Regions from separate parts of the Homo sapiens genome. Here region 2 is linked to region 1. Evidence: chromatin contacts called from ENCODE Hi-C or POLR2A ChIA-PET data. All regions are on one chromosome and are shown on one strand. The core of a region is the stretch at or near the end of the contact, and the rest is flanking DNA. Distances in the headings are between cores, read along the strand shown. Region 1 overlaps TEAD1 (TEA domain transcription factor 1). Region 2 overlaps TEAD1 (TEA domain transcription factor 1).

Region 1 (5,918 bases), core at 2,300-4,799:
AGGAGTATCTAAATGTCTAGGCACTCAGTAATCTAATAAAAATATGAAAAGCATGATGAGAAGGAATAACATTTTTAAAATGAACTCAAACTGAAGAAATTGAAATTCAGGGAATAAGCTAAATGAAACACTATTGCGGAGTTTAGAGATGGTGGGAGGCTATAGAAAGTTGGGCTTTTGCAGGGAACGGTGGCTCAAGCCTGTAATCCCAGCACTTTTGGGAGGTCCAGGTGGATCACTTGAGGTCAGGAGTTTGAGACCAGCCTGGCCAACATGGCAAAATCCCATCTCTACTAAAAATACAAAAAAATTAGCTGGACACGGTGGCATGTGCTTCTAATCCCAGCTACTCGGGAGGCTGAGGCAGGAGAATCGCTTGAATCCGAGAGGCGGAGGTTGCAGTGAGCCCAGACAGTGCCACTGCACTCCAGCCTGGGCAACAGAGCGAGATTCCATCTCAAAATAAAAAGAAAGAAAAAAAAAGCAAGAAAGTTGGGCAATGACATGCACTGTGTATCTACTATGCACCAGCACTATGCAAAGCACTGTGCTTTTTTTTATTTTATTTTTTTGGTGAGGCAGCGTCTCACTCTGTTGCCCAGGCTGGAGTACAGTGGTGTGATCATGACTCAGTGCCACCTAGACCTCCTGGTTTCAAGCAATCCTCCCACCTCAGTCTCCTGAGTAGCTAGGACTACAGACGTGTGCCACTATACGCAGCTATTTTTTTTTTTAATTTTTTGTAGAGATGGGGTCTCACTGTGTTGCCCATGCTGGTTTTGAACTACTGGCCTCAAGCAATCCTCCTGCTTCAGCCTCACAAAGTACTGGGATTACAGGCATAAGCCACTGCACCTGGCCAAAGCACTGTGCTTATACACCACAAATTTAACCTTCACATTCACCTAATTCTACCTAGCTCAGCATTTTATACATGCTGAAACTGCAGTTCAAAGAAGTTAAGAAACTTGCCCAAGTTCCCAAACTAATTAAGCAGTGGAGTCGGGATTTGAACCCAGCTTTGTCTTCCAAGTTCCTTAATCCTTAACATTAGACCAACTGTTAAGTGTTTAATGAGAACAAAATCTTAGATGGCGGCAGAATCCAGCCATGAAATGGACTGAATTGTACACACATCACTTTAAAGTTCTCTAATTTCTCATCCACAATACAGAAGAATAAAGCCTCAACTCTCTAAGCATCCAAGGCCTACATAATCTGGCCCCAAGGCACTTTCCTCTCCCATTCAATAAAATTTATAGAATATTTTCTGTACAAAAGGAATTAGGCTAGGCTCTAGAAGAGAAACACGCTGGAATAATACACACTCTCTGCCCTCAAGGAGTTTATGGTCTAGGAAGAGAAATGAGGCTAGAAGCCAAACAATGGTAATCAAAGACGGAACGATTAGATGGATAGATGTACTCAGGAAGGGCCTGAGACAGGTGCCCAGAGATGTTTCCTCCTAGGGTTGCCATGCTCTGGCTCACTGACCCCACTGCCCTAGCCACATCAGACCTATCTCAAAACTAGAAGCAGCCAGAGGTAACCCCATACCAGCTAGTCACGACAGAGAAAGCAGTGGCCTATGATATAGGGTTCCCACTGGAGATGATGACCAAGCAAACCAAGAAAATCACCTTCCTCAGTTGAGCTTAGATTCAGGACAGCTGCTTGGTTTTTCTTCTCCTTTTAAATTTCTAGGCTGGGCACAGTGGCTGACGCCTATAATCCTAGCACCTTGGGAGGCCAAGACAGGAGGACTGCTTGAGGCCAGGAGTTCAAGAACAACCTGGCCAACAGAGCAAGACCCGTCTCTAAAAACTAAAATAAAATAAAATAAATTTCTAATGATCTAGGTAACACATGAACACATTCTATCCGTAAAAAATTAAAACGTTACATGGGCAAATCAGTTTTTGTCTTTTCTCCTGCCACTCTCTACACACACTTCTGTCTCTAAAAATCCTTATTCCTGTCATGTTGGGTGCTATTTCCTTTGTGTGAAATGGCCACCACCCCCACCCCCACCCCACCAAATCTACTGAACAATGAATGATTCCTGAGCTGCCAGGCCTCTGCAGCTGGCACTTCCTCCACTCACTCCCCAGCAGTGGGCTGGGTCTGCCCCTCCTGCTCACCATACTTTGTGCACACTGCTAGCACAAGCTTGCTACACCACATTCTGCCTGTTTTTGCTTTTTCCTTGGCAGATTGTGAGCTTTGTGAAGGCAGGACCCACATCCTACTCCCAACTACTCCATCCTCCCAACCTCTGGCCCTGCATGAAGAATGTGCTACTTAATGATATTGCTACTGTTGACTTGAGTCTCTCCCTGAAAGAAAAAATATCTGAATATATGACATCATGGCTCATGGGACGCAGTGACTGTCTTCTTTGAATGGGCAGGCAGAAAGGGAGGGGGAAGCCGCAGGAAGACAGAGAAAGCACTGTGTTGGCAGGCACTGGGGATGCAAAGAAGAATGCAACAGGGCTCCTGCCTTCAAGGAGCTCACAGTCGTGTTGGATGCTTATGGAATGCAGAAATACCCATGAATCTTTCCTCTTCTTAAGCTCCAAGAAATCAAAGAGGAAGCCACAAGCACAGCTGAGACAGACTGGCAATGAAAGAGGACATGTGGCTGTTTTGTTCCCTAACAGAATGAACCTGGAAAGCTTAAAGCCCTTCTTACTTCAAAATTAGCTCAATCTTCCCTGTTTTTAATTCTTGTGATCTTCATCAATTTCAGATTTAGTATCCTACTTCAATCCACCACTGACAGAGAGCATAACATTCAGCATTTAATTGAGAAAAACAAATTTTCTAAGAAACACCTCAACTTGTTTATAGGCAGAATAGGTAAGAATGAACTGGACAAACGGAAGTCAGACATGCTAACTCAGGGCCTTATTCTCAGTACCCACAATATTTTCTACAGACAGAAGGAATATATACAGTCAACACAGCTTTATCTGCAAGCTCATTCACCACACAGAAGTTTGACTTCTAAAAAAAAAAAGGCAGAGCCCAAACTACTTATGTGGCTCGGGCCCTGAATGTTGCTTTGTAAAGATATCTCAGAGTGAAATTATCCAGCAAACCCTTGTGTGGATAGAAGGTTCCACAAGTCAACAACCGCTTAAGCAGTTTAAACCAACAAGCAAGATGCCCTCTATTTAAATGCTATGAGTGAATCTATTTTAAGCCTTTAAAAATCCTTTGGGCAGGTGTTTAAGCTGTGCACAGACTGAGCCTGTGGAGGCTCTGGGGGGTGGGGGAGGGCGGGCTCCACTCTCCATGCAGGCAACATTTTGTTCAGACAATCTTCCTGCAGCAGGTCATGTGACAAAGGCCAAATAAACAGCATCTGGGGATTTTCAATTACAGACCTTCGCCCAGCATGCCTGCACTGTAATCTCTACCAGATGAGGCTCAGGCCTCCCTATTTTCAATAATTCACACACTGTGTACACATAACATGACAATAAGTGCATTCATGGTGTGGCCTGATTCGCAGATCAAAGCTAGCAAAGGGCCAGCTGTAAGCATGCTCGGCTGCTGGATGATTCGTGCCTTTCACAGGCTTGGAAAGGCGCTCCGCAGGACCTGGCAAGCCGGCCTCTTTCCTGTGTGGTATGCTGAGCAAACTCTGAACATGAGCGGGGCACAGCCCCCTGGGACACCCAGAGAGGCGACCAATTCTATGTGCATTTGGGAGTACTGGGAAAGATTCAAACACCAACCTACTCCACAAGCTCCCTCTTGGATAGACTTGTCTTGGCTAGTGCAAGACACGTGCAAAAGGCCACCGCTAAAAGGGGCAGGTGGTTCTTGAGATGAAAACTGTTTTACAACAACAGTACGGTTTCCACACTTAATAAACCCTTAGCCAGGTGCAAGTGCTCAAGTTCACAAATCCACTGGCTGTGCAGTTCCCATTTAGCCATCACACACGTGTACACAGACTGAGACACAAACTACATGGAGGTATATTGTTAATGCATGTCACAGAGCTTTGGATCTGGGAAATGAAAGAGGACGCTCTGTTGTTATTACTGAATTCCCTACACATTAACTCAATTAACTCCTGTGCTAGACTAACACTTCTAGCTACTGTGTGTGCGTGTGCGCACACACACACGATAGTGCTTTGAAAGCATTCAGAGTTCTCAAGTCCACAACATTCCAAATGTCTCTTTCCCTGCAGAGAGAGCTGCAACTGGAGAAAATAAGGACACCACTTCCTCATATAAAAATTCTAGGCCCGGCACAGTGGCTCATGCCTGTAATCCCAGCAATTTCAGAGGCCGAGGGTGGATCACTTGAGGTCAGGAGTTCAACAACAGCCTGGCCAAGATGGTGAAACCCCGTGTCTACTAAAAATACAAAAATTAGCCGGGCATGGTAGTGGGTGCCTGTAGTCCCAGCTACTCAGGAGGCTGAGGCAGAGAATTGCTTGAATCCAGGAGGCAGAGGTTGCAGTGAGCCAAGATTGCGCCACTGCACTTTAGCCTGGGCGACAGGCGAGACCCTGTCTCCAAAAAAAAAAAAAAAAAAAAAAAAGATTTCATACACGTCAATCAGGGCAGGAACCAGGAGAAAGCCATAATGGTGACTTCCTTGGAGCCAACACATGCTGCTCACCAGCTGTGGGCTGTGTGTCCTTACCCCCTTTGCTCACTCATTCAGAATGGTTTCCTCTTAATCACAATAATCCCAAAAGTGCTAAAACATATCAATCGTTGGGTAAGCCCTGCCTACAAAGGGCCAGCCGGCTGGCTTTTATGGTCTTGTCCAACAGCAGCTGATACTTCATTCAGTAACAAATCCAATTTAGCAGTTACAAGAGGTTTAGCATCCCTGAAAAAAATATTGGGGTTGATCTGGCACTCTGAAGTCAGCAAATGCTCCACTGCCATATTGCTGTGGAGATTTTTCTGTCGTCATATTTGGATGTCTATAACCAACTGTCTCGCACCTTCCCCACCCCTGCCCCCCAATGATTTGATGCTGGTGGTGGCAACAATTTAATCCCTGGATTAAAAAATATAGGCAACAAATCACATGTGGAAACTGACTGAATAATGTGATTTTACCATCATCCCCTCAAACATAAAAAGGGGGAGGAACTGGCTTTCCTTTTCAAACAGGAATTTCTAACACGTTGAAAGAAAAAACTATGAGGAAAAGGTGATTTTACTCTAATCTCTGGACTCTTAGTTCTTAAGAGGAAAAAGAGATAAGCAAATGTGAAGTTTTTAACCTTGGATTAAAATTTGTCTTCTTAAAAACAATGGCGGCACTACCATAAAGACCTTGTAACTAAATTATTTACATTTATTTAAACATTAAAATGCTAAAACAAAAAAAAGCTTTAAGTCATGATGGGTGAAAATAAGAAACTGGCATAAAGAAAAGTTTCTGAATATTTAATGTACATTCTTTACAGTTTATATAAATTCAAGTTAAAAGAATCTCCAAAGAAAATAACTTGAATAATTTAGCTATAAGAGGACTTCACAACCAACAAAATGTCATTTTTAAGCAACAAGGTAATTTATAAAGTAAAAGAAAACGGAAATGATCTAATAGGAACATGGGCTGATTATTCCTTTAATATTAGGCTTCGTGGTCAATGGTTGGTTATTTAACCCGGCTCCAGTTTTAATAACAAAAAAGTGACCACAGAAACATCTGATTTTTAAAAAGAACAAGTTTTCAGCGCCATAAATGAGATGCATGCAATTATGGCTGGCAAGACATCAACAATGAAATATTCCATACATGGAGTTATTTCATGTGGTTTTAAAACTTTATTCTTTTCTCTAGACTTTTTAAAACACAAACTGAAAAGTAAAACAAAATAAACAACCAAACCCTGCAGATTTGAAAAGATTTAGCTTTTGTGAATAACAA
Region 2 (5,918 bases), core at 1,207-3,706, 69 kb before region 1:
CTCCATTTTCAAAGCCAGAAACACCAGCCGAATCCTTCTCACATTGCCAGCTGTCGTCTCTCTGGATGTCTTTTTTTGTCTCCCTCTTCTGCTTTAAGGGACCTTGGGACCATGCTAGGCCCACTTAGATAATCCAAGATATTCTATCTGCTGATTAACAACTTTTAATTCCCCTTTGCCATGTAATGTACCATTATCCACAGATTCCATGGCTACAGAGGAGGCATGTCTGGGGATCCATGATGCTGCCTATTACATCTGTTAAGTTGAAATGAGCTCCTCTGTAACTTCCATCCAGAACTTCGGGTACCACAGACCGAAGAACACTTCTGTAACACAATTCTGCAGTTTTCTCTCCTTTCCTCCTTAACTTCACCATTCCTCTCCTCCTCCTCACCCACATAGTTCTTCAGGTTCTGTTTGCTTCCCAAGATTCAAGTTTTACATTTACTTTTGTTAAACTCTACAAAGTTCAGTCCTCCACTCATCCCATCCAGTCCGACACTGGTCCAGGCGTCTGTGAATGCTGCTTCTCATTTGTCATCTCATCTCAGACACTGGACTGACAGCACAGGCAGCAGAAGTGAGAGATTTGGAATCACTTTTTGGGTCTCGCTTTTCTCATCTTTATCCACAGGGAAGATGATGTGTTTCCAAAGGCCACGGTGGTAATATGAGGAGATAATGCATATAAAATTCACCTGTAATCTATAATGTACTATAAAATTCACAGTCATTAACAATACCTATCATCACTCCTGTTCACTTGTCAATTTGAAATATTGACCACAATAGAGATGAAGACAGAGCCTCAAATCACATCTAGAGACACTGACACCTTTCCTCAACGAGACAAGAGTCTGTAATCAATAAACACGATAAAGACTGTCACCATGGAGCCAGTCTTGGCCCCAACCCACGTTTGTCGGGTGTGTGGCACAGATGCAACACTGGCTTTTTCCAAACAGAAAAATTAGGACTTTTTCTGATTTGTGTTTATGACGGGTCTTACGTATTGAGTATAACAGCTCAAACAGGTATAAATTTCTCAAAAGGCATGATTAGACATGTTATAGAATTCTTTCTGGGACTAAAAAAAAGGCCATCATTAACACGTGTGTTGAGTGAATTAAAGACTTTAGGGTCTATTTGTGGGCAAGTCCTGAAAAACAACAAAAAGTCGAAGCAGAAGCCGGTTTCAATGATGGGCAGAGGAAGCGGACAGCAACAGAAAACAAAAATACACCCCATCAAAAGTTTCCAAATTCTTTCCCAAATCATCCTTCTCTTATACTCATTACTTCCACAACTGAAACAGTTTAGTCCCCAGATAAGAGTCTGGATTCGTTTCTCCTCTATTACCTCTTACTCAGTAAGCCCATTTATTCATGGATCTGTTCTTTTTTCTGAGACAGAGTCTCACTCTGCTGCCCAGGCTGGAGTGCAGTGGCACAATGTTGGCTCACTGCAACCTCGACCTTCTGGGTTCAAGAGATTCTACTGCCTCAGCCTCCCAAGTAGCTGGGATTACAGATGTGCGCCACCACACTAATTTTTGTATTTTTTAGTAGAGATGGGGTTTCACTATGTTGGCCAGGTTGGTCTTGAACTCCTGACATCAAGTGATCCACCTGCCTCGGCCTCCCAAAGTGCTGGGATTATACGCGTGGGCCACCATGCCCAGCCATCCTGGATCTGTTTGGTTTAAATTTCATGTTTTTGCCTTTTGGCAGTAAATATGAAAAATGCAACACTCTCCAAAGACTGACCCTTCCCATTTCAAGGGTAAGGAAGAATGAAGCCTCACCCAAGTATGTGGGATCTGAAGTCCTTGGAGGCGGGTGCTAGGCCAGGGGACAGAGTGGATCATCCCTGCAAAACCTCCGTCCTCTGGAGACCTGGCTGTGGGGGCAGAAGGATCAGGAAGTGAAGGCTACTCCTGCCCAGTGAAGAATGGGAGTGAGCAGCTCACGCGGTGGCAGCATTTGGCGGATGACAACAACTTTGTTACAAGCTTTATTGGGGAAAAGCCTGCTGGAACAAAGGCAAGCAGATAACCTCTAAGGCGCGAGGCAGGGGGACAGCAGGGGCACAGGGTCAGGAGCAGGCTGTGGACCTTCCCTTCCTATCCAGAGGGCTTGGAAGAGCTGGGGAGAATGACCTGGTTGCAAAAATGAAAACATCAAGAGGACTGTCCCCAACCAGAGACAGTCTAATAGGCACTGATGGCTGCAACGAGACGCTGGCATTTTAAAACACTACTTTGAACCTCTCTTCTTCATCCTCTCCGAGCAATGATCAAAGAACCAAGATTTCAAATTGTGAAGCAATTTTTTCCAATGGTAGCATCTGGCTCCTTGGCAGGCGGTGCTGGGAGCTGGGCCCTGTGGCGGGCAGCCGTCCAGGCCTGCCACATGGTAAGGCTCGGCCAGGCAGGGCACGCAGTGCGGCATTGCAGCTGCTCCCACAGGCACCAAAGGACAATCGCTCTGCACTGGGCCTGGGGCTGTGGGGCAACAGTGCCCCTAGAGGCAGCACTGCCATGGGCAGAGAGAAGGGGGAGGTCTGGAGAAAGCTGGCTGCTCTAAAAGGCTCCTCGCCCTCTCATTTGCAGGCAAGTGCCTTCTGGCTAAGACCCTTGAAGCCAGTCCCATTGACATTCAGAGGCTTGGGGTGGGTGGGGAAGCTGGGCCAACCGTGAGACAGCTCCCCAGCAAGGAAGCCAGCATGTAGGGGGAGTGAACGAGCTGCCCTCAGAAAAGAGTCTTTGAGTGTGTTCACTTCGGCCCTTATGCCCTGCCCAACCCAATGATGAGACAGCAGCTGTAGCCTGCCTGCCACAGCTGTTTTAAATAAGAATAATAGGAATAAACTCAGCCGTGGCTCTTCAAGTTACTTCCCGCTAATTATGGCATATATTTACATCTACAAAATAGAAGATTTTTAAAAACACCACCAAGGGCCCCTTTATTGTGCAGATTGGCACCCCTATTTGAATTTCATAAACATTTGGCACTTCAAAGAATCTTAAAAGCTTGCTCTAATTATGCTATGCACTGGTTGAAAGGCTGCCCGTCTGCACTGCAAATTCCTACAAATACCAGCATTTAGTTTTTCAAAAATTCAATTAATATCACCCACACAACTTCAGGTGACCACTAGTGGCAACTTCACATAGTGGCTAGGATGAAAGAGTCAGGTCTCAGCTCCAACTACAAAGCAGCTACACGGGCCAGTTCTTTCCAATAGAGGCAAGTAATGAATTCTGGGTGCCCAGCTGAGCTGGCCCCAAACCTTTCTCATTCATCAGGTGTGTGAACACTGGCCCAGACACCACCTTTCCCAGGAAACAGGACCTTTTTATGGTTTCAAGGTTTTGTGCATGAAAAGTTTTTCATAGAACAACAATAACAACCCCAAGCCAATGATACGTAAGTGAACTAACAAGTGCAGAGCTGCCAGATAAAACGGGGAACCCAGTTAACTCACATCTCAAATGAACAGCAAATACTTTTTCAGTACATATGAACATATATACCAAATACTGTATAGGACATGTACACCAAAAAAGTATTCACTGTTTATTTGAAATGCAAATTTAACTGGGCAACCTGATAAATCTGACAACTCTACTTATCAAGAAACCTTTACCACAGAGAATAAAAACTGAGACTTACCCTCAAATTCTCATTGCTGTAAAAGGCATCATATGTCCAAGACACTTTAGGTAGGGAAAATGAAGTTGCAGGAAACACTTGGAGCATAATCCCTTTTTAGTAAAAACAAGTGATGTATATGTATACGTATAATGGTTGTAGATACATACGTATAAGTCTAAAAGGATACATTCCAAATTTTGGGATCTGGCTGACCACAGGCATGTATGTGTGCAAGGAGGATCTCACTTTTTATTCTATATTCTTTTCAACTGCTCAAACTATTCATAACAAACCTGCATCACTTTTTTAATTTAAAAAGTAAATTAACATGGGGTGGACTGGGGGGTAGGAGGTACCGTGGATCTTTACCTGCACATGGAGAGGGGGTCTCTCACACCACCAAGGGCCTAGGTTCAGTTTTAAGCAACTGACTGAGATCCCTGAAGTGTCCAGTTAATCCAACTACGCCTTGCAAAACTGGGTCTGAAAATATGCAGCCACCCCGACTATGGCACATCAATTCTTTCCTTCTCAGGTTTTTCTTGAGGTGAAATGGTAAAGGTGACAGCATGAATCAAGCTAATTGTGGCAGCAGCTCAGGTGGGATCGTGGCTTAGCATCTCAGTCTGTAGCCACAGAAGGGAGTGGAATTAAATGGCCCCAGAAGGAAGGGACAGACCCCTGACCTGGGCTTTCTTAGCAATCACAGAGACAAAGGACCCAGGACAGAAAGTCTTTTAGGAATAGCTGTTGGAATGAATTCCTCCAGGTCAAGGCAACTCCCAATGCAAGAGATTCTGCCCGGAAGCCCTGAAGACTTCAGAGTCAAAGGTTTAAAAAAAAGAGAAGTATCTGTGGTTTGATAGAAGAGGATGGGAGGAAAAGCAATGTAAGCTCTTGTGCTCATTTTCCAAGCTATCCTATCCTGTGAAATCCATGATTTCATTCCTACTACGTTTTAGGCTTTCAGAGGATTCAGGTATGGTCTTTTGAAGTGAATGCCCCTGTGACCAGGGTTTCCACCCACATCTCTCCCTATTCTCTGAGTTCGGTAAGCCCCAGTGGCCATGGGGACCTCTCGCCACCTCCCAGGACTCCTTGTCTGTACATGAGTATCCACTGCCCTGAAAACTCCTTCTCACTCCCCTTGCACTGACCAAATTCTATCAAGATTCTGTTTAAATGCCATGTCTTTGTGAGCCCTTCCGAAATGTTCTCAGGCAAAAAGGGTTCCACCTCTGTGCTTCCACAGCAACTTCTGCCCACTTCCACTACAGCTCCCACCCCTCGGTGCTGTTGTTCACCTGCCCACATGTCTGCCATCCCTCACCAGACCCTGAGCCTGCAAATCAGAACTCTCAATCACATCTGCTTCCCAGTTTTCCAGAAGCAAAGACGACATTGGCAAATGTTTGTTGAATGACTTTCTAGCAACGAGATGGCCCAGAAAAGCTTTCAAGTGAGTCTCTTGAGGTCTCCTTTTCCTCCTACGAATTGCTTGCGGATGATTCCTCAACAAACTCTCAGGTGGTAATGTGAGTTGGCAATGTGGCAGAGTGCCCAATGCACAGCAATTTCTTTAGGACCATTTACTGATTGAAATAAAATAACTTTCCAGGTAACTTAAAAAAAAAAAGCCTTGAAAATCTATTATATACATTGCAGCACTGAACACAGGCCACAGACAGGGTACGCTCCCTTAGAAAGGCCTACAAAGAAGTTTGGCATCCAGGGTTCGGGAACCAGGAAGGAGCAATCCCAAGCAGCAGTCACCACAGAAAGTGCTCACAAGCTCCAGATATTTTTCTTACGAAAACAAACCAAAATGGGCAGATATACAAATGTATTGATTTCTCTCTTCCTGTGCTTACAATAGCAGGGCCTATCAAGAGATAATTAAAAAAAAAAAAAAAAGACTCATGTAACCACAGTCTACTTAAAATTTAACATGTATTAGCCCCCAAGTACCTCTGAATATCGTGATACTTCTCACTAATCTTTCTTCTACTTAAATCATTTCATCACTTAATATTGTTCAGTTAACTTTAAAACGCATTTTGAGATGAGACAGAAGTAGGGAGAAATGGAAAACTTATTGAGCTGAAAGGCCCCTCCTTCCTGATAGCAGTTCAAAACATGTGGAAAGCAAACGATTTCGTATTGTTAACTCCCTCTTCCATGAATAGCAACAGGACGTTTGGTTCCAAATGACAGACTCAGGTCTACAATTCCAATCTAAATCATGCAGAATACAATTAG

What was found. Hi-C counts contacts between places; a loop is a spot of excess contacts on that map. ChIA-PET counts read pairs that join two places held with the same protein, here RNA polymerase II (POLR2A).
Region 2: a map of gastrocnemius medialis shows a loop between it and region 1 (6-fold over the local background). The contact joins two enhancer-like sites. A Hi-C loop is called at or near these places in 1 of 168 maps with a recorded cell type or tissue (gastrocnemius medialis). POLR2A ChIA-PET finds 5 or more read pairs at or near these places in 2 of 52 experiments (AG04450 and activated CD4-positive, alpha-beta T cell).

The regions. Positions count from the first base shown.
Region 1 is chr11:12,843,607-12,849,524 of GRCh38, reverse strand. All of the region lies in intron 3 of TEAD1 (TEA domain transcription factor 1), which reads right to left. Among named protein-coding and RNA genes, the nearest start is that of TEAD1-AS1, 76 kb to the left of the region's middle. RefSeq lists an enhancer at 2,526-5,740. Within about 2 kb of position 3,549, at least 18 of the 41 ENCODE cell types and tissues checked have a DNase peak (open chromatin) inside an H3K27ac peak, as active enhancers do.
Region 2 is chr11:12,911,334-12,917,251 of GRCh38, reverse strand. All of the region lies in intron 10 of TEAD1 (TEA domain transcription factor 1), which reads right to left. Among named protein-coding and RNA genes, the nearest start is that of TEAD1-AS1, 8.6 kb to the left of the region's middle. RefSeq lists enhancers at 1,593-2,456, 2,457-3,321. Within about 2 kb of position 2,456, at least 10 of the 41 ENCODE cell types and tissues checked have a DNase peak (open chromatin) inside an H3K27ac peak, as active enhancers do.